Regions from separate parts of the Homo sapiens genome. Here region 1 is linked to region 2. Evidence: chromatin loops called from intact Hi-C (ENCODE). Cell type or tissue: GM12878. All regions are shown on one strand. Links, peaks and the distances in the headings refer to the core of each region. The heading gives the core; the rest is flanking DNA.

The links. Peaks named below come from ENCODE experiments on the same cell type or tissue, not always from the same donor. Only the 100,000 strongest peaks of a DNase experiment are listed, where the experiment ranks them.
Region 1: a loop joins it to region 2, with 3 times the contacts of the local background. A loop is called at or near these places in 1 of 110 quality-filtered maps.

The regions. Positions count from the first base shown.
Region 1 is chr3:179,950,777-179,966,337 of GRCh38, forward strand. All of the region lies in intron 2 of PEX5L (peroxisomal biogenesis factor 5 like), which reads right to left. LOC124909463 (a long non-coding RNA gene) reads left to right here and starts at 5,962. Exons shown (of 2, transcript XR_007096182.1): 1 at 5,962-6,084. RefSeq lists a silencer at 11,138-11,187. In GM12878, for the core only: no CTCF peak of the experiment used is centred there; DNase peaks (open chromatin) are centred at 5,915 and 6,754; H3K4me3 peaks cover 819 bases; H3K27ac peaks cover 1,943 bases.
Region 2 is chr3:179,874,273-179,889,833 of GRCh38, forward strand. It overlaps PEX5L (peroxisomal biogenesis factor 5 like), which reads right to left. Exons shown (of 15, transcript NM_016559.3): 4 at 13,401-13,512; 5 at 5,657-5,851; 6 at 1,082-1,205; 7 at 55-151. Among named protein-coding and RNA genes, the nearest start is that of PEX5L-AS2, 16 kb to the right of the region's middle. RefSeq lists an enhancer at 8,937-8,996. In GM12878, for the core only: a CTCF peak has its summit at 9,013; DNase peaks (open chromatin) are centred at 8,229 and 9,089; H3K27ac peaks cover 1,454 bases.

The DNA of each region.
Region 1 (15,561 bases), core at 3,750-8,749, 73 kb after region 2:
CAAGTAAAACAATAGTAGTGCAGGGGAGATTAAGGGTCTCCTGGCTAAGTGAGTGATGGATGAGGAAAGGCTGAGAGGAAATTGGTAAGTATTCTGAAACGGAGACGTAAGAGGAGGCAGGGAGCAAAATGTGTGTTGGAGGAGGCATATGTGTGGTGCCCAATGGCAAAGGGTACCAGATTGCACTGAAACAATGAACTCTACAAGATGTAAGTCCTGCTGGCCTTTTCTCACTTTAGAATATGCATAGTCTGTTCTCTTTTGTCAGGGAAATGCTGAAGGCTATTACAACGGAGACTTTGCATATTCCATAAAAAATGTTATTCTTGCTTCCTCTCCCTCCCACCTCAATGAAATAATATCGAGCTTTGTGACTTTATAAGACTGAATTAAGAAAATTCTGAAAAATGGGCGATAGATGCTTATTTTCCTTGGTCACTGACTTTAGAGAAGACAATTATTTTTGTCAGTTTGAGTGTGATCATTAGAGTTGAGATTACTAGCTTTCTACTCCCGTGTCTTTCTTCCTTAGTAACATGGTTTTCAGGTAGATATATTACCATGCAGAATAAATGAGTCTATTTCCTAGGGGAACCCATCTCCAGTAGCCAGTTTTGACTACTTGATTAAATTCTGGGCAATGAAGTATAAGCAAATGGTCTCTATGAAACTTCTACAAAGACTCCTTAAAAAAAAAGAAAAAAAGGAAAAGTAGATTATTTTTTACCTTTCTAGCCCCACCTTTCTTCCTGCTTGCTGCCTCGAACTCAGAGATGATGAATGAGGATTCAGCAGCTATTTTAGAATATGAGGACTAGGTCCTCTTCTAAGGTATAGCAGAGCAAAGAGCTGGAAGAGGCTTGCATTTCTGACCACTTAGGAGATCTTATACCAACCCCACATGATATAATACCAGATTTCCTTTTTGTGAGACAGAAATAAACTGCTGTTTTGTTCAAGCCACTTTGTTTATATATGAATTTTGTAAGTACATAGAGTGTATACTCTCAAAAAGAGGAGCAATGTTCATGCCATGTGGTCCATGGGGAGTGTTCAATGTTGATGATGGAGGTGATGACGATGAAATGAAAGCCAAGAAAACAAAATGGCTTAAATAACTATGTATTTTCTTTATATTTCTCTTCTTTATTTCCACATCCCAGCTCCTTCCAACATATTTCCAATAGTGGAATAGACCTTTATCAATGATAAATTTGTGATAATTTACAATTACAAAGCAATTGTTACAATAGTGACTTTTTCCTCTTAAACTCATGGTCTTTGAATGCAAAAGTAATGCTTGCTTCTGCTACTATACTTTGCTTATATTATAGATTTGCAAGAAAGCTTCTTGGATCTAATAAGGCAGATTTCCAAAGCAAAGGTAGCCTTGTTTAGCTGCATTTAATCCGGATTCTGTAATATCAAACAATCTGGCATAACAACAGACGAAAGGCATACTCTTGTCTCTTTAGGAAACAATATACCCACTGAATTTTATTTCTATTCTAGCTTTGTTTCAAATGTCGAGAAAGAAATATTTTTGGATTTTTTTTTTAAAACTGTATATTTCAGAAAGGGTCTACCGCCTTTGCTAATACTCTGTACCTGTAGCAGAAAGAAAAGGTCGGGGGGTGTGGGAAGAAGGGAAAGATGTGTATATAGCAGAATGACAATGAGACTGTTGAGGATAGTTAACAATTTGTAAGTTCATCTAATCACTTACTTTTCAATGACCCTTTTGAAAACAGCATACATCGTATCTATTCAACAATGATCTCCTCTTTAGGGAGAACCATAAACTACTGCTCAAGGAAATAAGAGAGGACATAAACAAATAGAAAAACATTCCATGCTCATGGATAGGAAAAATCAATATTGTGAAAATGGCCATACTGCCCAAAGTAATTTATAGATTCAATGCTATCCCCATCAAGCTATCATTGACTTTCTTCACAGAATTAGAAAAAACTACTTTAAATTTCATATGGAACAAAAAAAGAGCCCGTATAGCCAAGACAATTCTAAGCAAAAAGAAGAAAGCTGGAGGCATCACGCTACCTGACTTCAAATTATGCTACAGGGCTACAGTAGCCAAAACAGCATGGTACCGGTACCAAAACAGATATATAGACCAATGGAACAGAACAGAGGCCTCAGAAATAATGCCACACATCTACAACCATCTGATCTTTGACAAACCTGACAAAAACAAGCAATGGGGAAAGGATTCCCTATTTAATAAATGGTGTTGAGAAAACTGGCTAGCCATATGCAGAAAACTGAAACTGAACCCCTTCCTTACCCCTTATACAAAAATCAACTCAAGATGGATTAAAGACTTAAACATAAGACTGAAAACCCTAAAAACCCTAGAAGAAAACCAAGGCAATACCATTCGGGACATAGGCATGGGCAAAGACTTCATGACTAAAACACCAAAAGCAATGGCAACAAAAGCCACAATTGACAAATGGGATCTAATTAAACTAAAGAGCTTCTGCACATCAAAAGAAACTATCATCAGAGTGAACAAGCAACCTACAGAATGGGAGAACATTTTTGCAATCTATCCATCTGACGAAGGGCTAATATCCAGAATCTACAAGGAACTTAAACAAATTTACAAGAAAAAAACAACCCATCAAAAAGTGGGCGAAGGATATGAACAGACACTTCTCAAAAGTTTTTTTTTAATTTAAAGATTCTGCTGCTGATACCATTCAAATCTATTGCATGCAGGTGTAACCAAGGAGGTTTACATTGTTCAGTAAAAAATCTTGATCAATTTAACATTAAAAGATTTCATTTTGTTTTGAGAAGCAGGAGGGCTGTATCATTCATAAGTGCCTTTAAGTTGGTTTCCATGATGCTGTAGGGAACATCTCTAAATGATCCATCGTCAGTGATGGAAAGACTGTTAAGTCTGGGGCCTCACTATGACTCAGGATGGAAATGGAGTAGTGATGTTAGATAAGCTAACCCACCAAAAGCAAAGGTGCAAACAGCCTCGCCGATGGATGAAATAGGAGGCTCAAAGGTTGACATGCAGTAAATCATAATGGAAGGAGTGAAAGAGCTGAAAAGGGAAATGATGACCAACTGAAATGAATACAGTGAGAAAGAAAATGCTTAGCAACTAATGAAGCTAAAAGTTAGCAAGGTATTATAAATATCCCCAAAGGCAAACTATTTTGCTTCCTTTTATCTACTTGAGTCTTCTAGAAAGATTATAATTTTAACCTTGTGTCTCTCAATGTCGTTAATTCTATAAATCTAAGGAGGGATGTGAGGCATGGTTTCATCTGGCTACAGGAAATTGCAGCTTCTTAAGGTCCAGAGATTTCTTTTTTTTTCTTTTGTACCTGCCTTGGATACATTTACTATTTAAGTTCCACAAGAACAAGCCCAGAAATTAACCATTAGTCGGGGGGGGGGGAAAAAGTCAGCCATGAGTAAAAGGGCTTCAGCACTCTCAGAATGGGAGAAAAGCCTGGTGAAATAAGCCATTTGATTTTTCTAGTACAATGTATCTTCAGGCCAATTATGAGTAAAATACAGACATATTTGTGTGCAAACTAGGAAACAGAACAAAACAGTCTTTATTTTCATGTGTTCTTATGTTCCAAGAGAACCCTCTGCTTGCCCTATTCCGTGATTCAGTACTGGGCTTCTTCCAAAGAATCACCACAGAAGAACTGGCAAGTGGCAGCAGGTGACCGGCAGGGGATTTCTGGGACCTTTTTTTTGTTTGTTTGTTAATGTAAAGAAGTCCCTTTTATTTAAACTCCTAGTGGGTACTAGGCATTGTGCAGTAACTACTGATTGTATCTGTAAATTCAAGAAAATGCAATGCAGTTTCGTTTTCTTGATGGCTGGTGGGAAGGTGATTGACAGAGGTGGAGCGCGGGCTTTGGAGGCAGACAGACCTGATTTCAATTCTATGTTTGCTGCTTGACTAGCTATGTGACTCTTTTCGGGTTTCTCAGCCCTTCTAAGCTTTGTTTTATTTTTTTTTTATTTTCATCATTCTGAAAAACTGTCATAATTATACCTCTCAGGATGCTGTCTGGCACATAGTAGGTGCTCAACAACGTGAATTCCCTTTGTTCTTCCCTCCCCCTTACCCCACTTACAAAGTGACTAAATTGGACAGTTAGGGCATAAAGTATGACCCATTCAACTCTTCAGTCTCATCTACAGTGTCTATATTTGTGTTTTAAATGACCTCTGCACAAGCTGATTCACCAAAATTTCTCTTCACTCCCCCTTTCCCTAACTCCTGTCCTATAATGTGGCTTCCCCAAGAACTTTAAATCTGACACATATATTTATTTTATTTTTTTTAGATAATTTCTTCTTCCTGATAGGCTGGAAGTTCTGAGGAAGCTAGAGGCAGGCCTTCCTCATGTCACAGAAGCATGTTTCTAAATAAGGAAGAATAATAAGAACTAATTTGTGGTTACTAACCTTTGGTACAAGTACAGCCTGAAATAATTGTTCCAAAGACAGTTTGTTGATAGAGGGCCTAATTCCCTTCAAAACTATACAGGGTGGTTCTAAATGTCAACTTACTTCGTGAGAGAAAGTTCTCGTTTTCTTTGGCACCTTGCTGAAGCTAATTGGGTTTCTTTGTGTTTTGAGCGATGTTATGTGACTTTTTTTTTTTTGCTGAAGACTCACTATGAGTTCTGCTATGCTCTTTTTTTTTTTTTTTTTTTTCAAAAAGAAGGCACAGGTGTTAACGAAATTCATCTGGGAAGTGTTTTTCTAGTCTTCGGGGACAAATATGTTTTCATGTGGGCTATGTAATTTCTTGACTGCTAAATAAAGTCTGGGAGCCTCAGCATGATTTTTGCTGTTCTAGGAAAAATATTGTGTTCATTTCAGAAAAATAGAATCTATAGTGATTAAAGTACCATTATTTCTTTAGAACTACGTATTATAATATAATCTTTTGGGGCAGTTGAAAAACATAAATATGAGTATTCACTTTTTTCTTATTACGATTAGAAAGTTATCTAAATAATCACTCAAAAAACCCAATGTAATTAATTTGATGAGTTATAAATTCATAAAATCATGCCATACTTTACCCCCTCCCAAAGTACTACCGATGTAAAAGTAATCATTATGGATGTGTTCATTTTTCTACAGGGGATTTAATTTTTAAATTGCTCTTAAACACAAGAAAGTGATTCATAACCCTAGGGCATTAGTGGCTTCCTTACAGACGATACCATCTTGGATTTATTCACAGGAAGTAATCCTCTCGAGTGGCTCAAATGATTATTTTTATAGTTTTCCTTAAGAAATTCTCCCAGAATTCTTGGGAGATAGAAGTAGGGAAACTATTATCATTTTGCTGATAGGGAAGTCAAGGCTTAGAGATGTGTTCAAGGTCAAATAGAAAGTCATTGGCAGTGTCAGGAACTTGAATTTTAGCACCCTCACTTGTATTTCAGCTCTGCCTTATAGATCTTAATAACTTTCTGTACCTTTGGTTCTTTATCAGTTTAAGAGTTTTGCATTTTGGAGCCCTAGGAAAAATGGTAAAATCTAGAATGCTTATAAAATAATACATTCTAAAACGAATTCACGATTATTTCTTTTCATCACTGCCTTTCAATATGAAGCAGTCTTAGGTCTGAATTCTATATCCCCTTTAGTGGTAACCACTTCATACAAGTTGCTTAGACTTCAATATGGGTTTCTAGAGTGTATTTTTTGGGCATAAGAATACCCTAGTGGATATATATATCTGTGTCCTCAATGAATGAGGTACCAAAGTAAATTATCTCCTAAGTTTCATGTGGCTGTAAAAATATTTAGTTAGTTTCTTTTCTCAGCTAACTTAAAAATTCATGCAAACTGAATTTATGCAAATCCGTGTTTGTGGTTTGGCTGTGGTCAGCCTCAGGAAACAGAAATGCTGTATAACTGCCACATAGAATATAGTTTAAACCTGAGGTTTTACGGAGCGACGCAACATGCACGGTGCCATCTCCAGTGATGCTTAACGGTGCATCCGGGATATGAAAAGATGACACTGCAAATTCCCACAAACATCATGCAGAATTCACGGTAAGTCAGTACGTATATGTCTAATCATAGTAATGTACATGATTTTTTTTTGCAATCCCTTCTTTTCCTCTTTAATTTGATAACTTGCATCTTAAAAGATGAGTAAGGTTTGAATGGTCACTGCATGAGCCAGTGAAAATCCTGGAAAAAAATTGCCTAAGGATCACCTTGATTCAATATAAGGAAACCACTAAAATGACATTTATAAAACTATGTAGCAATGTGGAAAAATGAGCGTAACATAATGTTACATAAAGAAGCAGGTACAAAATTGAATGCACACCGACTGCGACTATAAAAAAATTAAAATTATCTTGCAATTATGCAAAAGTGAGAGTATGCAAAATGAAGAGTTCTCAGGACCATGGGTGATACTTTCTCTCTTGTCCAAAATTTCTGGAGAAAGGTTTCATATATACATCATAAGCATAATGTAGCTGGGGAGAAGGGCCCCAAGGGTGATTGCCAGTAGTCTAGCATTAACAGGTAAGGCTCAGGGAGGAAGGCTGGGGCGCTGCTTTTGGGAGGATCACAGAAGGAATCACAAGGAGCTGGGAGGGGCAGAGTCATGTCAGGTGAAAGTCTAAAGGGGTGGCTAAATATCAGCTCTCAGACCACTTCTGTAGATGGGCATGCAGTGACACTGGACATGTGCCAACAACTTGGGATAAACTAGCTCTACTAAACAGATCAGCAGGAACTTCAGCCTGAGAAGAAAGGTCAGCTCCTGTAGGGCAGCTGGTGGAGTGACATTTTCAGAGCACAGAAATATACTCCCATAACAGAAAGCTGCTCAACAAATACTGAAGTGACAGGCTTTCTGGTTTTGTGCCAGGTGTAGAATTTTTCAAATGTGGTGGGTACAGAGGTAATTCTAATGCAAAGTAAGGATTTAATTTATCATACGTAGCACCTCAGACACAAGCACTTGAAACATATGTAGCAACCTCAATGCAATACATGGTTGTTATTGGTTATATTACAGGGCCATCTGGTCACCTGGTCCTGGCCATTCAGTATTGTGTACTGCCCCAGTGGCCTCAGAATGGGCACGTATTTAAGGATTAGGCATCTGCTCTTTTTTGCAGCTTTGCTTTTGATTATGCATGTTTATGGCTATGTAGCCACACATTCTCCTTTTCTCTATTTCTTCTCTCTCTCCCTCTCACACACATACACACACACATGCACACATATATACATACACACTCTCAAGAATACTTTTTTTTGGGAAGGAAAAAATATATTTTCCAGTTTCCCCATCTTAATGTATTTATGCTCTTCTTTATCATATATGGCATATCTTTCCTTTAAAAATAGGAAGGCTTTTTCAGATTTTACCATCTTATGTTATTTCCTAACAGTCAAAATTGCAAGAAATTTCCTTAATAAGTGAGGGAGGTATGATGAAAGGAAGTTTTTAAACGTGAACTCACTTGACCCAGCACTGCCATGTACTGCCGCACAGGCTGTGTAGAGAGCATAGCCTTCTGGGGTTGTGCAACACAGCAGCCCTGTGTAAAATTCCCTTTGCCCCATTGTGTATTGTAAAATGGGTATGATAGTAACCTACATGGTGAAGTTGTTGGGAGGATTAAATGAGTAATATACAAAAAGTCTTTGGAACAGAGTGTAGCACATACTAAATGCTGTGTAAGTGTGTCTTGTTATCATTAGTCTTTTAATAAACGTGGTGTAAGACCAGAAGAGCTTAAGACAAATATCGGGTTAACAAGTTTCACCTCTTGGTCTCCCTCATTTATGCTTTCTTTTTGTTACAATTTGTTTTACAGGACTGATTACTGAGTAGGTTCGCTTTAATGACGAGGCAGGAAAGGAATATTTGCAAGGTTAGGGACATTCAGATAAAGGATTTAAGATACTTAACTTGTCTTTATTCTTTTTTGTAGGCCTAGAAAATCAAAATAAAAAATTAATGTCTTTATCAAAGTATAAATGATCCTTTCCTGACACCAAAAATTGGAATAACATAAACCAATGCTTCCTAGGAGCCACAGTGTGTACAGGATTCTTCTGCAGGGCTTGTTAAAACAGATTCCTGAGGCTGAGGCAGGAGAATGGCGTGAACCCTAGAGGCGGAGCTTACAGTGAGCCGAGATCGCGCTGCTGCATTCCAGCCTGGACGACAGAGCGAGACTCCATCTCAAAAAACAAAACAAAACAAACAAAAACAAAACCGAAAAAAAAAAAATAAAAAAAACCAGATTCCTGGGCCCCACCTCCAGAGTCTGAAGCTCAGAGTATAAATTTCTAGCAAGCGCCAGGTGATGCTGATGCTGTGGTCCATGAACCAACCACTCTTTGAGTAGACAGGTTCTAAAAAACATCTTTGGTAATTGTTCCCAAAGCCCACGTCTCCTCCTGGGAACACGTGGAGCACTGGAAAACCTTGTAACTTTTTCTGGACTATGATTAGGGAAGGAGGAAATAACGCACATCTTAGTTCTTAGAGTTCTGAGGCTCCCAAATGCTCCTGGGAGCCCTTGGTTCCAACTACTGCAGCACGGGCACTGTAACTGTCTGTTGACTGTAAGTCCAACCATACCGGCTTCTTAAAGGCCGTGACTATGGTTATGTTATCTCTGTGTTCCAGCACCTAGCAAACACCTACCAAAAAATTAGGCTGTAAATAAGTTTGTGTAAAATAAGTAAAATAGATTAAATCATTTCCATCAAAATAATGTATTTTTTCTTTTTTTTGAGATGGGAAATAATGTATTTTTTTCAAAAGCAGCATTCTATCTTCCTCCTGAAGTTATTTCATAATAAAGAAAATGAAAAATTATATTTTTTCATATAGCTTCTCTCAGGATCAGTATCAAAAAAATATGATTCCCTATTTAGTTCTCTCACCCCGAACACTGAGGCTAAATGTCACCAGCATTCCCTGACCTGGCTCTGCTGTTTCTCCACTGTTCCTTCTCACTCACCACATGGGAAGAACCACTGTGGCAGCAGAGCAGAATAAGGACAAATTATTTTTTAGAACTATAGCAGGTATTACTGTACTCAGTGTAACTATGTGTTTTCCTCCAAAACTATGCCTAGAATATATATAGCAAAATTGTTTACATAATAAATTTCTCCAAGTAATAGAGTCTCAGATTTTTCTGTTTCTCCATTTTCTGCCTCTTCTTTTCAAGAGCAGGCTTTATGTTTTGCTTATTTTTTTTCTCATTTCTCCCTTATATTTGTAAAGCTGAAGAAGTCTGTCCATCTACAGAACCTAGGGGGACTTGCTCTTTCCCTCTTTGTTCTCTTACCATTTGGATTCTCCAAGGGGCCAGCCTTGGTCAGAACTATGAGGAGGTCTCCTTCCTTGCAATCTATATCCTCTACTTCTAGCAGATATGCCAAAATATTTGTGATATATGTTATATTCTTACACATAGGCAGAAGGAAGAGCAAGAGCAAAGTGTGAAGGGAGGAAGAACATCAAACACTCGATGCTTCAAGGTGTTCAGTATGAATGGGGCATGAAGTTGAGGGGGCATTAGATAAGCACAATGAGGTAGTTAGGGGCTGGATGACAATGGACAGCCTGCAAGCCCAGTGGAGGAGTTTGCATTTTATTTGGGAGACAGTGGGAAACATTAGTTCTCACTATGTATTGGGTGCTCACCAGTAAGCTAAGCAGTGTTGGGGTCCATGGGGTATTGCTACTGTTGTTCATAAAAGTCCTGATCCAAGGGTATGATTTTAACTCAAGTTCCTTGGAGTCTGGATGCAAAATTAAAATGGCTCATTCATCTAGACAAAAACAAGTTGCTTCCTTTTTTAAAAAATGCAAAGTTTACAAGGTTTTACATTTTTAGCTTAAAAATTTAACAATATCTAACCTGTTTATGAGCTCAATATGTTTTATCTTGTAGTAAATGATTTGATTAATGAAATCCATCAACTTATGCAACATAGCTCATTTTTTTCAGGGACTACTCCAATAGTTCATAAAATTTCATGTGTCAATTTTGGGGACACATTTAAAGTTTAAAGAGAGAAGCTGAGAATGCAGGGAAGTGATAACTGAACAACCCTTGACTGGAAGAAAACAACTTCTATGCTTAGTGTTTTTCTACAACAAAATTAGTTAATTATTCACAAATTATACAAATGAGATAATTTTGTTAGAAAACAAAGTGATGAATGAATGTTTTTTCTATTCAGAACATCCAGCACAAAGCCTGGATGGTACATTCTCTCACCATTTCCATTTCTTTAATAAGTTACTTATTCATATATTTCAAGAATGAGATCATTTGGCCAAAAAATACGATGAGGAATAAATAACAATTGTATTGAATGATCACTTGTGTATGTGTATGTGTGTGTGTGTGTGTGTGTGTGTGTGTTTCCTAGATCACAAGACAGGAAGGAAGTGGTACCCATTTCAACTGGGGGTAAACCATGTGAAAAATTAAACCAAAAATGGAAATGACAGAATTCTAGAGTTGTTTTGGAGAAAAGGAAGAAAGCAATGGAGCATAAAAAAAAAAACAGGTTTGCAAGAACTGCATTTCTGTCAAACCTTATATATGCAGTGTCAGAATAAGAGACACGTTCCAGAGGCAGGGATCAGAGAGTGGTGCTGAGCAGAGAAGAAAAGACATGCACTGTAAAGTCTGGATGGAGAGAAGTAAAAGCGCAACCACAGAATGACAAGGTCGGGGCAATGGCAGAGCGTGGGCATCTCAGTCCAAAGTCGAAGAGAAAAAGGGAACTTTACTCTGTAAACTCTCCCTGTTGTTTAAATATGAAAATAAGAAAAATATTTTGTATGGTCTTCCTGATCCTTTGTCATTTTTATTATAAGTGATAAAATTGAATTTATAACATAAATCATTGAGGGACAAATATTTCCACTCACAACTGGTTTTCAAAGCCCTTCTGACAATAGACGCTGATTCAATCAGTAATCACCGAGTTCACCTGCATGGTTCATTAGACAAAAGCACTGGCAGCTGACTTCAAAACGGATGGGCCTGAAAGCTGAACTGTCGATACGGTTCACAATCACCATGGCCAGTTGAGGGGGAGATGATAAACTGAACCAGGTGGAGAGGCCCTGAGAGATGAGCTGTAGAAAAACCATCTGTGTCAACAGGGAGGAAACACTTTGTTAATCCCAGAGTAGTTTAGGAGATTTCAAAGTTTACTTTAAAAATCTTTAATATCTATACCCTGATGGATACTGGGAAGATGTCACAAAGTTTGTGAGAACCATTTTATGAAGAGTTAGGAGGTATCTAATATAAACATCTTTTTATAAAAATCTATCAGACAAATAGACTTTTAGCTGTGCACTTGAAATACACACTTTTCTCAAATGACTATTCTGGTTTGATTACTATGCTTATCTTACCAACATGGGACATTTGGAAGAAAGGAGAGGAAGTATCATAATTTAGAAAGGCAGTTACAGGAGTGGCTGAATGAACTCAAGACTAGAGGCTGCAGATCCCAAGTTCAAATATTGCCTGTGATGTGAAGTAACCTGGTGAACCCAGTCAAGTTACCTTTTTACTCCAAGACTTGCTTAACTTATTTTGATTATAACAAGTAATATGATTAAGCTTCTTAGAACAATATCTTTTCATCAAAGTTTATCTATACACCTAAGTTGTTCCTTAAGTGCTATCACCATAATCATACACACTCCTTCCCCTATTAAGGTGACTAGAAATGGGTTCCATGGGATGGAATTTTTAATTTTTTAATCCACTGGATTAGATTATCTTCTGAAATTCCTTCCAGATCTAATATTTACAGTTCTTATTTTGATCAGATGAACCTACTTAAAAATCAACAGCAAAAATAAATAAGTACGGCAACACTCCTTCCACAATAAAAGGCTGAATAGGTTTCTTTTCAATTTCTCTACCAAATGGCTGAGTCTAATTTTAAGTACTACTGTCTCTGACTGTTACTTTCATATATAACATCATTTTTACACTCAACCTGTCAGCTCATGTCATTTCAATTATGCATTTGTTTTCTCACTGACTAAACATTGTGCCAGCACTTCTCCCTATTAGATTAAAAAGAAAGAAAACATGGGCTATTTGAAAATGACTTAACAGCAATACATTTTTCCAGCTTGAAAGTCTAGTATTTTTCTTTTATGCTGCATGTAATGAACATAGGCTGAATATTAATATCTTAAAGTAAAGATACCTGATAGCATTTCAGATATTTGTTGAACTTGAGATGGTGACTCATGATGTCTCTCTTGGTGATTACAGTTTTTAACTGAGCCCTGTGAGTTAGTTGCATTACTGCTTGGAAAACTGGGGAAGATGGACTGGTAGAGGAGAGCTAGGTGTGTGCTTGTTACTCAACAATGCTAGAACCTTGTTTACTCACAGAGATGGCTAGGCTGGCAAGAGCAGAAGACAGTAAACACAGTCCTGCATAGGTAGAAACATCAGCAATGCCTCCTGCTCATAAATAACTGCCCTACTCATTTTATCAAATGGGGATTTTTTACATTTTAAATTGGCCAGTTTTCTTTGGAAGTACTTCAATTTCCCAAGGAACATAAGGCCAGCGTCAATGATAACTTAATGTCCATTAATTTAATCAGATCAACAACTAGGTTAGGTTAATTTTCAATGGGGAAAGTGTAAAATGGGAGAGAAACAGAGGAGAGCACATAGGACTCTTCCTGGATCTTAGAGACTCATGAATATAGCAAGTCATAAACTGGACCCCATGGGTTGTATACACAGACTATTTTGTCTGATTATATACTGTTTAAAATTTTAAAAAAGATTATAAACATGTAAAAAAGCAGAGATTAATGCCTTTTTTGAAAAATTCCTATGTGTGGTGACACTGAGCCCATTTCCAACAAGGTGGCAATCCGCTGAAGCTGATACGTGCTGCCACCTCTACTGGGGCCAGCTCCCACCAAGTAGCCACTGACTCCCTCACTCCCTATGTTTCTTATGCACAGTCTACTAACCTCATTTCTGGACCTGGATGATTGGAAAAGGCATTTGCATCCATGACCCCAGACTAGACTTTATTGTTTAAAATAATTATAATTCAATGTCCCCAAATTCCAAGGACATCTTTTTTTTTTAACTCTTAATTTAGGTTCAGGGGTACATGTACAGGTTTGTTATATGGGTAAATTGCATGTCACGGGGATATGCTGTGCAGATTATTTCATTATCCATTAATTCATTATTTCATTATTCCTGTGAATAAACTTAATAATCAGGTAATAAACATATTACCTGATAGGCAGTTTTTTGGTCCTCACCCTTCTCCCACCCTCCACCTTCAAGCAGGCCCTGGCGTCTGTTGTTCCCATCTTAATGTCCATATGTAATTGATGTTTAGCTCCCACTTGTAAATGAGAACACGTGGTATTTCCTTTTCTGTTTCCTGGTTAGTTTGCTTAGGAAAATAACCTCCAGTTCCATCCACGTTGCTGCAAAGGACATGATCTTGTAAAAACCCGGGAAGATAACCTAGGAAATACTATTCTGGACATAGGATTGGGCAAAGAATTCATGACGAAGATGCCAAAAGCGATTGCAACAAAAACAAAAGTTGACAAATGGGACCTAATTAAACTAAAGAGCTTCTGCACAGCAAAAGAAACTGTCAACAGATTAAGCAGACAAGCCATAGAATGCAAGAAGATGCTTGCAAACTATGCATCTCACGAAGGTCTAATACCCAGAATCTTTAAGGCACTTAAACAAATTCACAAGCAAAAACCAAACTACTCCATTAAAAAGTGGGAAAAGGACATGAATAGACACTTTTTAAAAGAAGACATACACACAGTCAACAAGCATATGAAAAAATGCTCAACATCACTAATCACTAGAGAAATGCATACCCAAACCACAATGAGATAACAAGGGGATCTTACAGCTATTTAGTCTAACTATCTACCAACTACCACCATGCTTTCACCTCAGTACCTGCCATTTATAAAGCACTTACCGCACGCTACGTACTTTGCTAGGCATTTATATACAAGAACTTATTTCTTTCTCCCAAAAACTTTATGAAGTAGATATTTTCCTCATTTTATAGCAGAGCAGCCTGTGGCTCACAGAGCTGGTTAATTTTCCCAAACAGTTATGACATGGCCATAGCCTGTTTTCACTCAGATTTGTGACTGTAAAGACCTTGCTCTTAACCACTGTGTAAGAGTGATACACACACATTCTGTGTTATATTCACAATGCTAACCACATGGCATGGCAGAAGAGCTGGCACCGCTGAAAATGTGCTAGACTAGAGTATCTGACACTGTTCCACAGAAGGCATGCCGAATGTCTAATAGTAAACCAGTGGAAATAACCAAAGTGAAAATGTCATGATACCACAACCATCTCCAACTCACCATTCAGGAGGCACGAGTTACAGAGGAAAAAGTCCCAAAACAAAGGAGTGGTGGCCCTGGATTCTAGACTTGGGACTGACCAAAGGAGGCCAAGCTGGACACATGGCTCTACAAGGGAGCATCCTCATTTGAGCCTCACAGCAGGCATCTGAGCAGATGCTATTATTGCATTGTACAGATGAAAAAATGTAAACTCAGAGAACTTAAACTGCTTACTCCAAAGTCTTCTGCTTAGTAAGCGGCAGGGCCAGACTAGGAACCAGGGCAATGGATTCTTTCCTCAGCTATCTTACCTGCCTCTGTGCCGCTCTATGACACGTGACTCTCTGTATTTTCTGGCTTTATACCACCAGACTTTAACAATCGGTCGTAAGATTCTAAAATGAAGGATATTAGATTTGCCCTTTGTGTTTTTCCTAGAGTCCAGTGATGCTTAGGAGAATCAGTACATTAAATTGAAATGCATGAAGCTAAACAAACCAAAAAATAAACTCAGCATCGTGAGTTTACAAGGAAAATACAAAGTAAGATAATTTGCATTACTGTTATTTTGCCCTCCAAATTATCAGTAACTCAGAATTATTTTTATATTACTTGATACAAATAGAGAATATTTAGGAATAAAACACAGGGTGATTATGCTTTCACTCTAGTAACTTTTCTATTTAACCTAATGGAAGAAATTTCCCCCTTCTGTGTACAATATTTATTGATGATAAATAGTTTGCAGACAAGATGGGATTGATTGGACTGCAACAGTGAATCTTTGTTTACTCCAATGCTGATTTCAGATAGATAGCAAATTTGAATAGTCTCTCTCATTCCAAATAAATCTGGCTTCTTTTCATTCAATTATTTTTCATCGATCAATCTTTCCTGAGGAAAACACTAATGAGCCTATGTCTGCTGTGAGTGTAATTAAGGCAACTACAACTGCATAATGTGCTGTGTCCTTCGAATGTCTCAGAGTTTCATGCTTCAGAATCTGCAGGCTGAGCAGGTGGTCTCCTTTCTGCAACTCTAGAGGAGGTTTCTGTTCTTCTGACCAAATACAGAGTTCTAAGAAGGTACCCAGGGACAGTGTTACACCT
Region 2 (15,561 bases), core at 6,907-11,906:
GCTATACACTATATATAGGGAAAGATGTGTTCATTGAATAATCAGTTTTGTTACCTGAGTCGGAGCCACTAATTCCAATTCTGAAGCCGACTCAGAGTTGAGGGCGCTTTTTCCACCACTCAGTTCTGGTTGAGATCTGTGTTCTGAGGACCTATAAGGGATGCATTAAGGAAATTAAACGTACACTAGAAACAAATTAAGCTATAAATCCAGCCAAGAAACTAGGTAATTTGGATCATTGAAAGCCATGATGTCAAAGCTCTCATCAAAATTCTGATGATAGAGATAAGTTTCATGTATTTCTATTATAATGGTCACTTTCAGAATGTAAGAGGCTACAGTGTGCTAGGTGTTATTATCTTCGATTAAAAATTCAGTTCGATTATGGGCAAAAAGTAAATAAATGCAGTACCATTTTTGTTACAGAAAATTCTGTTTCATAAAAAAATTATGGTTTTTTTTTTTGTTTTTTTTTTTTTTTTTTTTTTTTGGTAGGGGAAGAAACTTCCCAAAAAGTGTCTCAGGAGAGATTTTATCTTTATATAGAATTTGCAATGTCATGATAAGTGGAGATGTGGCAGGGCAGTAGGAGACGGAAGCCAGACACTGCCCTTTAGGAAGCTTCAAAAATATGGTACAACTCAGGTGGCCAGATTTTCTCATAAGCATCAATGCATTATTCTTAATTATTTGATTATCTGATAGTGGATGATGGAGCAAACCAAAAAAGGTACCTGTATAGCTGCAAAAATTTAACTATTATTTAATATATTGAATATTATCATGTATATACACGTATACACCTATTTTTACTAATTAGCACAGTTACACATTCAGAACATTATTAACAATGTTGATTTAAGAATCTCTCAAAATGCTTATTGACTGAGACTGAGTTGCATTGATTTTTGACAGTTGAAATGAAATAATTTGAGTTGGTAGAAGCCACAATAATTGGTATTGTTATATAGGGGTTACATGTGATGCCAAGTATTTGGATTGACTTAACTCTTTGGCTATTTCAGTGCCACTCATAAAGTTGATACATAAATGGCCGTTTTCTGGTATTAAAATACCTTACCATAAGAGCTCTTTTGATCCAGTTCTAGATGAGGATGATTTTCTCTCTGCCATTGGATGTCCCTTGGTATTTCGATCTCCATGAAACTTAACATCGTCCCATTTTTCCAGTTGTGTTTGAATGTCTAGTAAGTACAGAGGAAGCAGGTGAGGCAGGTGGCGGCAGGGCGGGGTAGGGGGAGCGGTGGCGGGGAGTGGGGTGAGGGTGGAGCGTGTGGTGCAGAGGGAAAAAGATTAATTAAGATTGAAAAATCTTATCCAAGGGAGCTTCATTGAACCAATGTTCCCAAGCCCCAAGATCAACCTTTATCTTTCCAATGTTGCATACAAATTAAAACTTGTGCAGCTAAATAGAAATCTCCTGTTAAGATAAATTGCATTGCTTTTACAGTTAAAGCAATCAAGTTGTTTGACCTGAATTTATTTTTGAATCTGTGTACATTCTGAATCTTGTATATAAGCCTGTGCGATCTGGTGTAGAATGTACATCTGGAGCACTACTCTATCAGTCTCTGGCTAAAGTGGGGGCTTGGGGGCTTTGCTGGCATGATTCTGGAAAGAAATTCTGTTTAAAAAGATGAGCTTCAGTGTTAAAAGGAGGTGGGAATAAATCAGAAAACTTTCATAGCTTTTGAATAAAGCATGTAATTTTTCACCAAAAGGAGAGAATTTATAATGGGGGAGAGAGAGAAAGGAGGCAATGAGGACAGCCAAGGGAATGCTGGAACCATTTTATCCCTGTGGCTTAGTTCTTACAGATAAAAAATCTGGCTGGATTCTCTCATTAACAGGTGTGTGGCTGTGAATAAACCACTGAAACAATCTTGGGGTTCAGTTTTTTAGTTTATAAAAAGATCGGGCCAGGTGGTGGTGGCTCACGCCTATAATCCCAGCACATTGGGAGGCAGAGGCGGGTGGATCACCTGAGGTCAGCAGTTCGACACCAGCCTGACCAACATGGTGAAACCCTGTTTCTACTAAATAAAAAAAAAAAATGAATGGGGTGTGGTGGTGCATGCCTGTAATCCCAGCTACTTGGGAGGCTGAAGCAGGAGAATTGCTTGATCCTGGGAGGTGGAGGTTGCAGTGGGCCCAGATTGCGCCTCTGCACTCCAGCCTGGGCAATAGATCAAAACTCTGTCTAAAAAAAAAAAAAAGATCAGTTTGCAGTAGATGTTCTCTAAGGTCTTTTTTCCCCTTCTTTTTAAAAACTGTGGTAAAAAATACATAACAAATTGACCACTTAAACCATATTTTAGTGTATAATTGAGTAGCATTAGTACAGTCGCACTGCTGTGTGACCATCACCACTATTCATCTCCAAAATTTCTCATCATTTCAAACTGAAACTCTACTCATTAAACACGAACTCCTCATTCCCCCTCCCCCACAAACCCTGGTAACTTTTATTCTACTTTCTGTCTATATGAAGTTGACTATTGTAGGTACCTCATACAAGTGGAATCCTCCAATCCAGGTTGATTATTCCTTATGCAAAATGCTTGGGACCAGGAGTGTTTCAAATTTGGGATTTTTTTTCTTGGTTTTTGGAATATTTGCATGTGTCATAATGAGATATCTTGGGGCTGGGACTCAAATTTAAACACGAAATTCAATTATGTTTCATACACACCTTACACACATAGCCTGAAGGTAATTTTATAAAGTATTTTAAATAATCTTATGCATGAAACAAAGTTCTGACTGTGACTTATCACATGAAGTCAAGTGTGGAATTTTCCACTTACAGATTTTGGAAGATTTCAGATTTTCGAATTAGGGATGCTCAACCTGTATTTGTCCTTTTGTGCCTGGTTTACTTCACTTAGCACAATATCTTCAAGGTTCATCCATGTTGTAGCATGTAAGTTATTCCTTTCCAAGGCTGAATAAGTTCATTGTCTGTATATACCACATTGTGTTTATCCATTCATCTCATGATGGGTTTCAGTTGTTTTCACCTTTGTACTATTGTGAATAACACTGCTATTCTTAAAGGTGCTTTTAAACTAAGTACTTTTACAACCTTTTCATAGGACATTTTCTCAGAAGCAGAGAAATAAATGTTCATCATTTGCATGCTTATTGTGTTATATTGTAATATATTAATATATTCTTTTTTTTAAGACAAGGTCTCACTCTGTTGCCCAGGCTGAAGTGCTATGGTGCAGTCACAGCTCACTGCAGCCTCAATCTCTTGGGCTTAAGCAATCCTCCTGCCTCAGCCTCCCAAGTAGCTGGGACTACAGGCTTATGCCACTATGCCAGGCTAATTTTTAAAATTTTGTAGAGATGGGATCTCACTATGTTGTCCAAGCTGGTCTCAAACTCCTGGCCTCAAGCACTCCTCCTGCCTCAGCCTTCCAAAGTGCTGGGATTACAGATATGAGCCACTGCACCCAATCAATGTATTAATATATTTTAATCTAAATCTATAAATGTTATTAACTTATTTGTACAACTGAATAAACCTAGATAGTGAGGAAATAGTAGAGATAGTTATAAAATTTCCCTCCAAAGACAGACCTCAAAGAGGGATGGCAGGGGAGAGGCGTTCCTGTGTATGCCACTAGTTTGAACAATGGCTTGGTTCTCTTTCCTTTCTTTACAATCTATCCCTGGAAGAGCTCATCTACACCCATGGTTCCAATATCCATTCACACACAGGCTTCTGACTTACAAATCTCCATTTCCTACTCAGTTCTTTTTCTCCAGTTCTAGACCTATATACTTAACAGTCTAATGGAGGTATCCACAGAGAAGTCCCATAGTTTCCTCAAATATAGCAGGTTCAAAGCTGAACTCAATAGTTCACTCCTGCCCCTCTTCCATCTTCTATCATGGAGCTTGGCATGTTCTACATGTCCCCATTGCTCACGTATACATATTATCTTTGTTTCCAAGTCTTGTTTTAATATTTTTTGGAACCTGTCTCTCTCTTTCTCATTATCCCCCTTGTCACTATTGGATCTCTGTACTGGTCTCCTTGCCTCTATTCCTTTCTCAATAAATCCACCAGAGAAGGATTTTTCTAAAATAGGAACTGTTGCTGTCATTCCTCTTAGCAGAACCCTTCAAACATCATCTCTCCTCCCCCAGTCTTCAGTGCATGACATCCAAGGATTCCTATGATCTCACCACTAGTGATTTTCAGTCTTTTTCTCTCACTATTCTACCATCCTTGAGTACTACTGAAATACGTATATTTACTTAAAAAGACATCTTTCCATGTTTATCTATTTGTGTGTGAATACCTTTCCTTTCTGCACCAGGGATACCCTGCTCTGTTCTCCCCACCTTTCTCCTGATCTATCTTGAATCTGGCAAATTCCTATGCATTCCTCAAACCTCAGCTCACATAGTACCTCTTGTAAGACACCTTCTCCCACTGGCTGGAGCAATGGCATGATGTGGAGGCTCATGTAGTAACTGATGTGGGTTTTCTTTCATTGCTACATATAGTTAATATTTTATTATAATCATTTAATCATTTTTCTATCTCCCTACTAGACTGTAAATTTGCTAAGGCACAGAGAGCTTATATTATTTATCTTTGTATTCCTAGCACATAGTTTGTGCTGGGAATATGGTAGATACTCAGAGAAATGTTTGCTGAACAAATGAATAAATTAATTCATGACCATTTAACATGTACATATCATAATAATAAGTGATTTCATATATTCCCATTTATTCCTCACAGCCTTATGGATAAGCTATGAATATGATCTCCTTATGAATGTATATACAATATTCACCTCCCCACACATATACATACACACACAGCAGTCAGTCACAGCCAGGGAAGATTCATGTTCCTCTTGGCTTTCTAAGATACCTGTCACTGTTCTTTCTCTTGAGAAAGGAGAGCTTAATGTGTCTGATTCCAGGAGCTGAGAATTAAGCTGTCCTTTCTCAGAGGAGGTAGAATACAGTGGAAAACATATGGGCTTTGAGGTTGACTAGAACTAGGCTCAAATTTCAACTGTTCTTCTTATAAACTGTGAGATCTTGGGCAAATTGCTTAAATTTTGAAACTTGGTTCCTCAGATGTTTCAAAGAGTTGTGATAATTTAATGAGATAATATATGTAAGTAATGTACTGTGGTTCCTAGGCATTGTAACCCACCATCAAATGGTAGCTGTTATTATTGTATGGCATGTATTCCCAAACACGTTTGTGACATACTGTTTCATCTGGCTGCCCCTGGGCCTTGCATTAGAGTTCGTTACTCACAAGTCCCTCTTTCTCATCCTGGACTGAGTGCTCCTACAGAGCAAGATGCACATTTTATCTTTATTTGTAACTTTAGTGCCTAACCTGGCACCCAGCACCTATCTATAACTCAATATTTGTGGGTCGAATAAATAAATGAATCAATCAGTTATGCAAAGTTGAGCTCCCCAATTGCTGTACAGTTCAAGCTCAAAAGAAGCTATGTCCTGTCCAGTTTCCACCATGGAATGCCTTTTCTACTCCTTTGTTCTCTGTTTAATGCCATTGGTGGAAATTTCCTCTTGTATCCACATCAGCAGAGCAAGGTTGAGCATCCATAGCCGCAAGCGATTGCCTTACCTAGATCTAAGGATGAAGTCTCCGGGACTCTGAGAGGCTGGCCTCTCTGCTCAGCATCCGTGCTGATGAGGTCAGATCCATCGGCCTTTTTCTTGAGGGATGAGGTTTTTGATGAGGGCTCTGACTTCTTGGCTTTGGTTTGGGTTTGAGAGACTGGTTCACTCAGGTCGAGGAGATCTAAGCCAGTGGTCAATACTACCAGAAATGGAAGAGGTTAAGATAAGCCCATTTACTACTCTGAAATTATTTAAAATAGGTTTCAGTTGGGTACAGAAAGATTTTATGTTTGTAGGATAGGTTAGAATAAAATTACGTTAGCTCATCATTGATTTATAGAGACAGCTTGTTAGACTGGGATGTTTGCTGCATGTTATTCTTATAGTTGGTATGGCACAAATTGGTAAGAAAGGACTTAGACCAGCCTCAGCAATGATGAAGCTTTGAATGAAATTAAAATGATCAAACTGAATCTGAGTTCAGGTGCTATTTACTTTATTGCTTTGCTTTATTTATACTGAAGGTTATTTTAGATTGCAATTTCCCAGAGAGGAGTCAATCTACCATATTCAGAGATTTAGTGAAGGTTTTGAATGTCTTTGTGTTTTAATTTTAAACAATAAAGTATATGGGGTATAAAGCAATGCTGTTAATCATCTTTTATTTAATTAAGCAGTTCAATCAGAAAATGGCATCCTGTTTGGGTTCACCCAAGAGAGGTATTTTATAATCCATAGTTGATGAATAGGTACACATGTTAATGCCTTTGCTGTTTAGTATGCAAATTTGAATTTCAATGTAACTAACTATAAAACTGTTACACTTTTACTTCCTAGCAGGTTGATTACATTGCATTAAATACTCTAATGAAAGCAGAAATAATAACTTGTTCAAATGCAAATAAGGCAAATGAGAATTAAAAAAGCAAGTTTTATAACCTTAGCTTCTTCCTTCTTTTACAGTGCACGTAACCAGTGTTTGACTAGCTCATTGTGAGAGATAGAAAATTCAAATTGGAGAAGGTCCCTACAGCTCTACCTTTCCACCAGTCCCTGCTGTTTCACTGGCCCTGGCACTGCACTGGAGAGACTAGCTTCTGAGCAAGATCGGTGGCTCCCTGGCCTGGAATCTCTTCACCCAGCTCACGTAGGAAAGCCACAGAAAGACAAAGAAACCACTTGCATTAACCCTTTGTGGCAGTCTACAACAATGACTGCAGCACTCCTCTTTAATCTCCAAGCTTTTCCTCTAGGTGGGGGATGGATTTTTGCTGATGTCTCAATACTCTTCTGTCTGCTTCTCCCTTGTACTCAAGGCAGGGGCCGGGCTCCATTGAACTCACAACCTGGATTTCTTTAGTAGTGCATGGGCTTCATGAGTTAACCATTCCTATGGGATCTTTAGGATGGTGTGTCAAACTTTACTCTTAATAATCTTGCTTTCTGATTCCAATTCCAAGTCACAGTGGTTGGATGTTGTTGGTGAAGTGGAAACATCTGGCTCTGTCACGGCTTAGTGTGTGACTTGAAGTAAGTTTCTTGATCTCTCTGAGTTTCAGTTTCCTCATTTGAAAATGGGGAATTAATTGTCTTTTAGGGATAAGATGAGGATTAAATGATCTAATGTATGTAAAGTGCCAGGCATACAATAGGTACTCAATAAATGTGATTTCCATTCTTTTACAGCCAATTTGTGATTTTTTCTATCCTTTTTGTTGTTGTTGTTGATGTTCTCCTATTTTCACTGCTCCTTTTTATTTGAGACAAGAATCAGATCCATACACTGACAGAAAGAGAAAATGCTACTGGGAATAAAACTGAAGATGAGACAAAGATATTGGTTCTACAGAGGATCCTATGAAGTAAATTTATCATAAAGTGGCCTGAAAGTGTCAGCTTATCTCAACAGAATCTTCCTGAGGCAATAGGAACCACTTCCCAATGCTAAGATGCCCTGAGATACGAGGGATGTTTTGGGGCTAGGAAGTACTTGAACGTGGAGGGAAAGAAGTGACATTCAGAACTAAGCTGCCTGGCTTTATGTCTAAAATGTAAGCATGGCAGACAGCCAAAATAGGCTAGAATGCCTCACATTTTATATCCACTGAATGGTCAAATAGAAATTTCCAGACCACTATTATGTTGGCAAGGAGTCTAGGCCCAATGTGATGTCCTTATAATGGAGGAAAGGAAATTGATGGCATAATATAGAATGCCATATACATCTTTTTACTAATTGTACAAACAATTAAGAGTTAGTCACTTGCTCCTAGACTTTTAGAAGCAAATTATAAAATTGTCTACTTGAACATAGGAAGTACATTTGTTATGGAATAACAGCTGGCAAGTACTAATTTAATTCTATATCTTCTTCTCACATTCAGAATAAATGAATTACTAAAAGGGTGAACTGTGAATTCAAACTTGGCTCAGTAAGGTTCTTTCCCCCTCCAAAGTGTCCTGGGCAATTCCTGTATTTGTTCTGAGCTCTTTGTCCCTTTGTTCTTTTTCTTGCAAATGTGAAACAAATGCTTGGCACACACAGAAAGCCTAATTGGTTACCCAGCTGATGAAGGAGGTGGCTTGGAGGTCGAATGGCCAGCTTTGAAGCTGGGAAAGTCCCTGCAGAGTACGTTTTCAAAAGGAGAGAAGGGTGGGTGTAGCCTTTCACTCTCTGGAGAAAGACAAATCACATTTTAGCATGTGTGTGTCCTTTAGCTAAGATTTAAAAGTAAGAATCTTATTGCTCCACACAAAGACAGCCCTGGTATGGTAGGTGGTGTCTGCTCTGCTGATTTCTTAAATCCTATTTTAAAGATCCTTCAGGCACATGAAGTTTTGGGTTTCAGTATCTGTGTGCTTAAATTAAGAGCACCAACCGGTGAGGTGTGTTGGCTCATGTTTGTAATCCCAGTGCTTTGGGAGGCCAAGGCAGGAGGATCGCTCGAAGCCAGGAGTTTGAGACCAGCCTAGGCAATATAACAAGATTCAGTCACTACAAAACAATTAAAAAAATTAAAAAAAATTAGCCAGGAGTGATGGCTATCACCTGTAGTCTCAGCTACTCGGGAGACTAGGTGGGAGGACTGCTTTAGCCCAGAAGTTTGAGCCAGCCTGGGTGACAGAGTAAGACCCTGTCTCTAAAAAAAAGGAGCACAAAGGAACAAAGGATAATCTCCTCTTACAATGAACGTGAAAAGTGTGTGCGTGTGTGTATGCACATGTGTGTGTATGCGTGTGATAGTGTAGATCTAATAAAATACCTTCAGGGTGTAATCTTATTGTCACATATGCAGACTTTTCTCATGGACCACATGTCAGTCACCACTCACAGCTTCATAGGCTGTGGGATCCCACTGCCCAGAGGATGTCGCTGACTTCACTTCTATTTGCTGTAGCAGGGGGATTTCCAGCTCAGTTGCTTCTGAGCAGGCTATGTTTTGCCAGTCACCCTTGTAGCACTTTGTCCTGTCTTCTTCACTTTAGTTCAGCTAATCTATTTTGGTGTCCTGATGTTCCGTGAATATTGTGCATAAAATAAGGCAGCACAGGACAGTGGTTAAGACTGTCTGAGTTTGACTGAGTGCAGTGGCTCATGCCTGTAATCCCAGCACTTTGGGAGGCTGAGGCAGGCGGATCACCTGAGGTCGGGAGTTCAAGGCCAGCCTGACCAAAATGGAGAAACCCCGTCTCTACTAAAAATACAAAATTAGCCGGGCGTGGTGGCACATGCCTGTAATCTCAGCTACTCTGGAGGCTGAGGCAGGAGAAATTGCTTGACCCTGGGAGGCGGAGGTTGCGGTGAGCCAAGATCATGCCATTGCACTCCAGCTTGGGCAACAAGAGCAAAACTCCGTCTCAAAAAAAAATGTCTCTCTGAACCTTAACTCTGCCCACTAAAATAAGGATAAAACTATAAAGTATTGGATGAAGTGCTTATCTACAGCTCTTGGAACAGCACTATAAGCATAGTCATGATGCAAATAAATATTTATCGCTACTAGAAGATTCTACTGAAAGCATTCATGCTTGACACAAACTGTAGATATATGAGGTTGGAAATGATTACAAAAACTATTTATTGAAAATATACAATATGGTAAGTGCTTATGAGTGTTTCCTTACTTAGTCTACATAACATTTCTGTGAAAAAGGTATTCTAATTTTACATATGAGAAACTTGAGGCTTGGCAATATTAAGTAACTTGTCCAAAATCACACAGCTGGTGTGGTAGAAAAACGCCCCCCTCTAATATGGCCACATTCTAATCCCCAGAACCTGTAAATATGTTACCTTGACATGTCACATGGCAAAAGGGACTTTGCAGATGTAATTAAGGATTTGGAGACTGAAAGATTAATCTGGATGATCCCTGTGGGCCCAATGTAATCACAAGAGCTCTTATAAAGTGCAGTTAGGGGGGTCAGAGCCAGAGAAGGACATGGAGACCAATGTGAGAGAGAGAGCTGCTGCTTTTGAAGATGGAGCAAGGAGTCATAAGCCACCAAATTGTAGGTGCCCTCTAGAAGCTGGAAAAAGCAAGGAAGTGAATTCTGTCCTGGAGCCTCCAGAAGTAATGTAGTTCTATTGACATCTTGATTTTAGGATAATAAATTTGTGTTGTTTTAAGCCATTAGATTTGTGGTAATTGTTACGGTGACAATAGAAAACTAATATAACTGGTATGTCAGTGTTTACACCAGGATTCAAATACAGGATACAGGTCTCATCTCTCCATAGCCTGTGTTCTTGCACAGTCCTCTCTAGACTTTATCTAAACCTTAAGGCAGGGTGCTGACTTTATTGATAAGGCTTTGATTCATTTGTTTGTTTAGCTTCTAATTATTTGGCAGTTTGGATAGTCCAAGGAATGATTTAAATAGTTGGCAGTCTCAAAAACTTTTGTTCTTCAGATAATCTAATAGAACTGGGTGGAAAAAAATTATAATTTAGAACTTCTATGAGGCAAAAGATACGTTCTTTTAGGGTTCATAGAGAAAAAAAATCACTGACCGACCTCCAGAAGAGGTAAATATTTCCTAAATTTTTTTTATTTTGTATTGATTTATATAAAAACTAGATTTCTTACGAATTAAAAATATATAATATTTTTGCCTTGAGATATACGCTTAATATTAAAAACACTTATCAAATAAGAGTCTTTCTTCAGGATAAAAATCTGTGTGAACCAGGTGCACTGAATAATGGAGGTGGGAAAAAATAAATCCCCAGTCTCAGAACACTATTTTTCCAGACCCCCTACGTTGGAGAGTATTATGGATTGAGTGGTCTATGTAGAAGTCCTAACACTGAGTACTCAGAATATTACCTTATTTGGAAACAGTTTCATTCGAGATATAATTAAACATGAGGTCATATTAGAATAGGGTGGGCCCCTACTTTAATAGGACTGGTGTCCTTATAAAAAGGGGAAATTTGGGCCAGGCGCGGTGGTTCACGCCTGTAATTCCAGCACCTTGGGAGGCCAAAGTGGGCAGATCACAAGGTCAGGAGATTGAGACCATCCTGGCTAACACAGTGAAACCCTGTCTCTACTAAAGATACAAAAAATCAGCCAGTCGTGGTGGCAGGTGCCTATAGTCCCAGCTACTTGGGAGGCTGATGCAAGAAAATCGCTTGAACCCAGGAGGCGGAGGTTGCAGTGAGCCGAGATCGTGCCACTGCACTCCAGCCTGGGTGACAGAGCGAGACTCCGTCTCAGAAAAAAAAAAAAAAGCGGGGGGTGGAAATTTGGACACAGAGACAGACATGCACACTGGGAAGCACACATGCAGAGAAAACACCACATGAATATTGGAGTTATGCTGCCATAAACCAAGGCAGTACCAGAAATTAGAAGAGAGGCCTGGAATAGATCCTCACTAAGCACGTTCATGGGGTGCATGGCCCACCTGAAAGCATGATTTTGGGCTTCTAGCCCTCAGAACTGAGATGGTAAGTTTCCATTGTTGAATCAACTCAGTGGGTGGTACTTTGTCACAGCAGCCCTAGGACTAATACAGAGGGCAACATTGTAGATATTGGGATTGCAAGAAATTACACATTCTTTTGATTTTTTTCCTACAGTATTTCACAGGTCTCTCTTCCATATGTTAGAACAATCAAGCTGAAAAGAAGCTTTTGAATCAAATCTTATATTGCTCTCTCAGGGTGGATCCTTTCTAAGTGACTTAGTTTTCCCATCAGTGAGAATTGGAGCATGAAGAGGAAGTTTGCAGTGCATACAATTCTCACTGATTCACCTGCAATTGGACATACAAGGTTATCTGTATTTTCCTGGGGTAGTTCTCGAGTTTTGAAGGGGCCAGCTCTTGTTTCACGGATCAGAGGAATGAACCTCATCTGATAGTATGTGAACTTGTTTAATTTCCTACCTAGAATTTGCCAAGTACCATTTAATTTCTTGATTACTGAAAGTGAGAGCTGAATTTAGAAAATGATTGCTGTGGTGTGATATAAAAAAGTCAACGCAATTGAAAATGAAAGTGTAGGGAATACATATTGTTCTCACCTAAAATCTAACAGAAATTTTTACACCAGTTAGAGTTTACATGGTGTTAAGCTTTTTCATGGATTGCTTCCTTTAATCTTTCCAATGAACTTACGAGATGTAGATCTTACTATTATCAGACAAATGAAGAAACTGAGGCTTAGTTAAGCAACATGCCCCTGGATACAGAGCTGGGGTTGGAATTCATGGAGTTTGAACCCAGAAACTGTAAAATATGACCTCACATAACAAGCCTGTCTATCTCATGCTAGTTACTCTTCTTGTAATTTTTGGCATTTTGGAAAAATCACGATTTCCTTCTCCTGTGATTTTATTCACTTAGAAATATAATGAAAATATGCAAGCCAACAGCAAACTGAGGCCAAGATGACAAAATGGAACAAATTTAACAAGACAGTATGTGATTATCCTTTTCTTTTTCCATTAAATTCCGCTCTGCACATCCAACATAACCTTTGTTCTTTGATTCTGAACATCATTTTTTCATTCTTATTTGAATGACATGACTTTGAATGTGAATGCTGACCAAATGAAATCAATGCAGAAAGACTGCCTCTACAAGGGAAGTGTAATTTATGCCAGTGGCATCCTGTACTCACTCATTGGATTAATACTTATTGAGTGCCGATTCCTATATGTGACAGGCACCGAGCAGGGGATGGTTTACTATTTGATAATGTTTAATTCCAGGAGAACATTCAAATAGATTGTTGTAACGGGGAGCAAGTAACACATTTACATGACAGAAAATGAAACCGGCTCTATACTATCCCAAAGCTGCAGGATATTTTGTCATTTAAATCCACTTGAAAAGGTTGCCACATTTTTATTTACTGGACTTCCGTTATACAAAATATTTCCAGAAATAATTGGACCATCAGCCAGAACTTGAAAACCTTACTCTGAAAGAGATGTTTTTGTTTTAAAGATTTTCTAATGTGATGAGACTTTAGATATAAATATGCAAATATGAAAATATACATGAAAACATGATTCATTGCTAATAGTGGTATACTTATGTTCTGCAAAATTGGTTGGGTAATATACATTGCAATTTCTGTGATTTATTGGTTTATGCTAAATAGTATACATTCTAAAGTTTCATTTGGTTGCAAACGTTCTTTCCTCACTTAAAATGTATTATGGAAAAAATGTGCATTTTACTATAGTTAAAATTAACTCTAGTTGAGGAACAGTTAAAAGTGAGAGAATTACCAGCTGTATTGGATGTTACTGGCCTTGCTATTGCTTCCGATTTGGTTTCACAGAGAAAGTCATCGATGGAGGGACTCAGGAGGGGTCTGCTTTCTTGTTGCTCATTCACCAGCTGAGAACAAATGAACAGAGGTGTCAAAGGGCTTTGTTAAACTGCAGAGTCAGATGAATTAAAATGCAGCCTTGCAACAAAATGAGAATAGCAAGCCTACCAAAAATAAATAAATACATAAATAAATAATGGGGTGGGGGCAAGAAAGAAAAAATATCAAGAGGTGGGGAATGAGCCTTTTAGCACTGTCAACATATTTTTGATGCAGCCAACTTCAATGTTTAAAGCTCAAGCCTTTCCTCCCCCCTCCTGAAATATGATTATTCTCTAATTTCAATATATAGAAAATGACACGTATTGAATCATAGTTGCTAAGGGCCAATCCCACTCCTCACCTGGACAAAAGCTCCTACTGAGACCTGGACCAGTGGCTTCAGACTCAAAGATGACATGTTCTGGTTAGCACTGCTCAGTCAGTGTTTATGTGGGGAGTGCAAACACACGGATCAGTGTGGGTGGATAAATGCCTGCCTCGTCTCCCTCTCTTAAAAAGCTCAGGTCACCTAAAAACACACCCTCTACATTTCCTTGGAATGCTTTTGTATTACATAACAAATATTATTTTGGGAGAGTAGAAAATATTGTTATATTAACTGTGTAGGTATCTAGTACATGCGTTTATAAAATCTATTTGTAAAATATATCTCGGTAGATTCAATTGTGTTTTCCCATTAGCTCATTTTCTAATTTCAGCAATCTTTCAGTTTGATTTTTTAGTGGATCTCTAATTATCAGTGGCAACCACTATTTACTTTCAATCATTCTGCACCTCTTTGAATCCCGTCTTGCCGAGTTATGTTTCTACGGTTAAGGGAGAAAACACACTTTTGATACTCAGGTGGTTGATCCCTAAATTAACTGTTTTTTTTGGGGGGGGTGGGGGAGCTTTTATATTTGCCTTTCATAAAACAGGCATAATCATCTAGTTTTTTGCTTAAGAAAAAGACACACCTCATAATCTTTAGGTTTTTTTGTTTTGTTTTGTTTTTTGTTTTTTAAATAGGCACAGGATGTCTGTCACCCAGGCTGGAGTGCAGTGGCATGATCATAACTCACCGCATCCTCGAACTCCTGGGCTCAAGCTATCCTCGCATCTCAGTATCCCAAATAGCTGTGACTACAGGTGTGCACCACTATGGCCGGCTAATTTTTAAAAATTTTAAATTTATTTTTATAGAGACAAGGTCCCACCATCTTGCCTAGGCTGGTCTTGAACTCCTGGGCTCAAGCAATTCTCCCACCTCGACCTCCTAAAGTGTTGAGATTACAGGTGTGAGCCACTGTGCCTGGCCAATCTCTAGATTTTTTAAGAACTTATTTGTTAAGTTGCATTTTAAGAGGCATAAAATAGCAAATGGAGTGCTTTGGAGTATTACCAAATCAAAATATTTTATATTACTCTACTCACCTTCGCTACATTGTTTCTCTGGCACAGTGTCAGCAGTCTCATAGTTTAGAGCTGATGGAAGGTGGCAGGGGACCTGAGTAATGGTAACTATGGGGAGAAAGTGCACTTCTTTTATTTCTGAAAGGGCAATATGGAAGCACTTAGTGGTCTTTTGGAGACTGGAAGCCAAGAGACACATTTAGTACTCATATGCATGCTATTTAAAGATGGATAAATCTCATTTAAACATGTGTAAATCTCAGATGTCCATTAGAGTTTAAGATTTCAATATAGAGTTGGTAATTAGATTTTTATACATATTAATTTGTTATTGAGGGATGGGCTTTGAGAACGCTTTTCTTCTTTTAACGTTCAAGTTACAGGGATAGATCTTTCTTCAATTATTGTAAGCTTTGGTATTACTATGTATAAAACCTCGCAGATTTTGCTAGGAATCAAATCCAAGGCCTCTTTTGGTATTAATCTTTTATTTTAGGATGCTGCTTTGACTCATGAGTGAAACTCTGAGCCCCAGTGCTTTTTATTTTTTCTGAATTTGAACATTCCTGGGTATCACCCATTCTATATATATTAAAATATTTTTAAATGTTGAGGGACTATGAGCTGCCTATGTTTCAGGAATAAAATATATTTGAATTTTT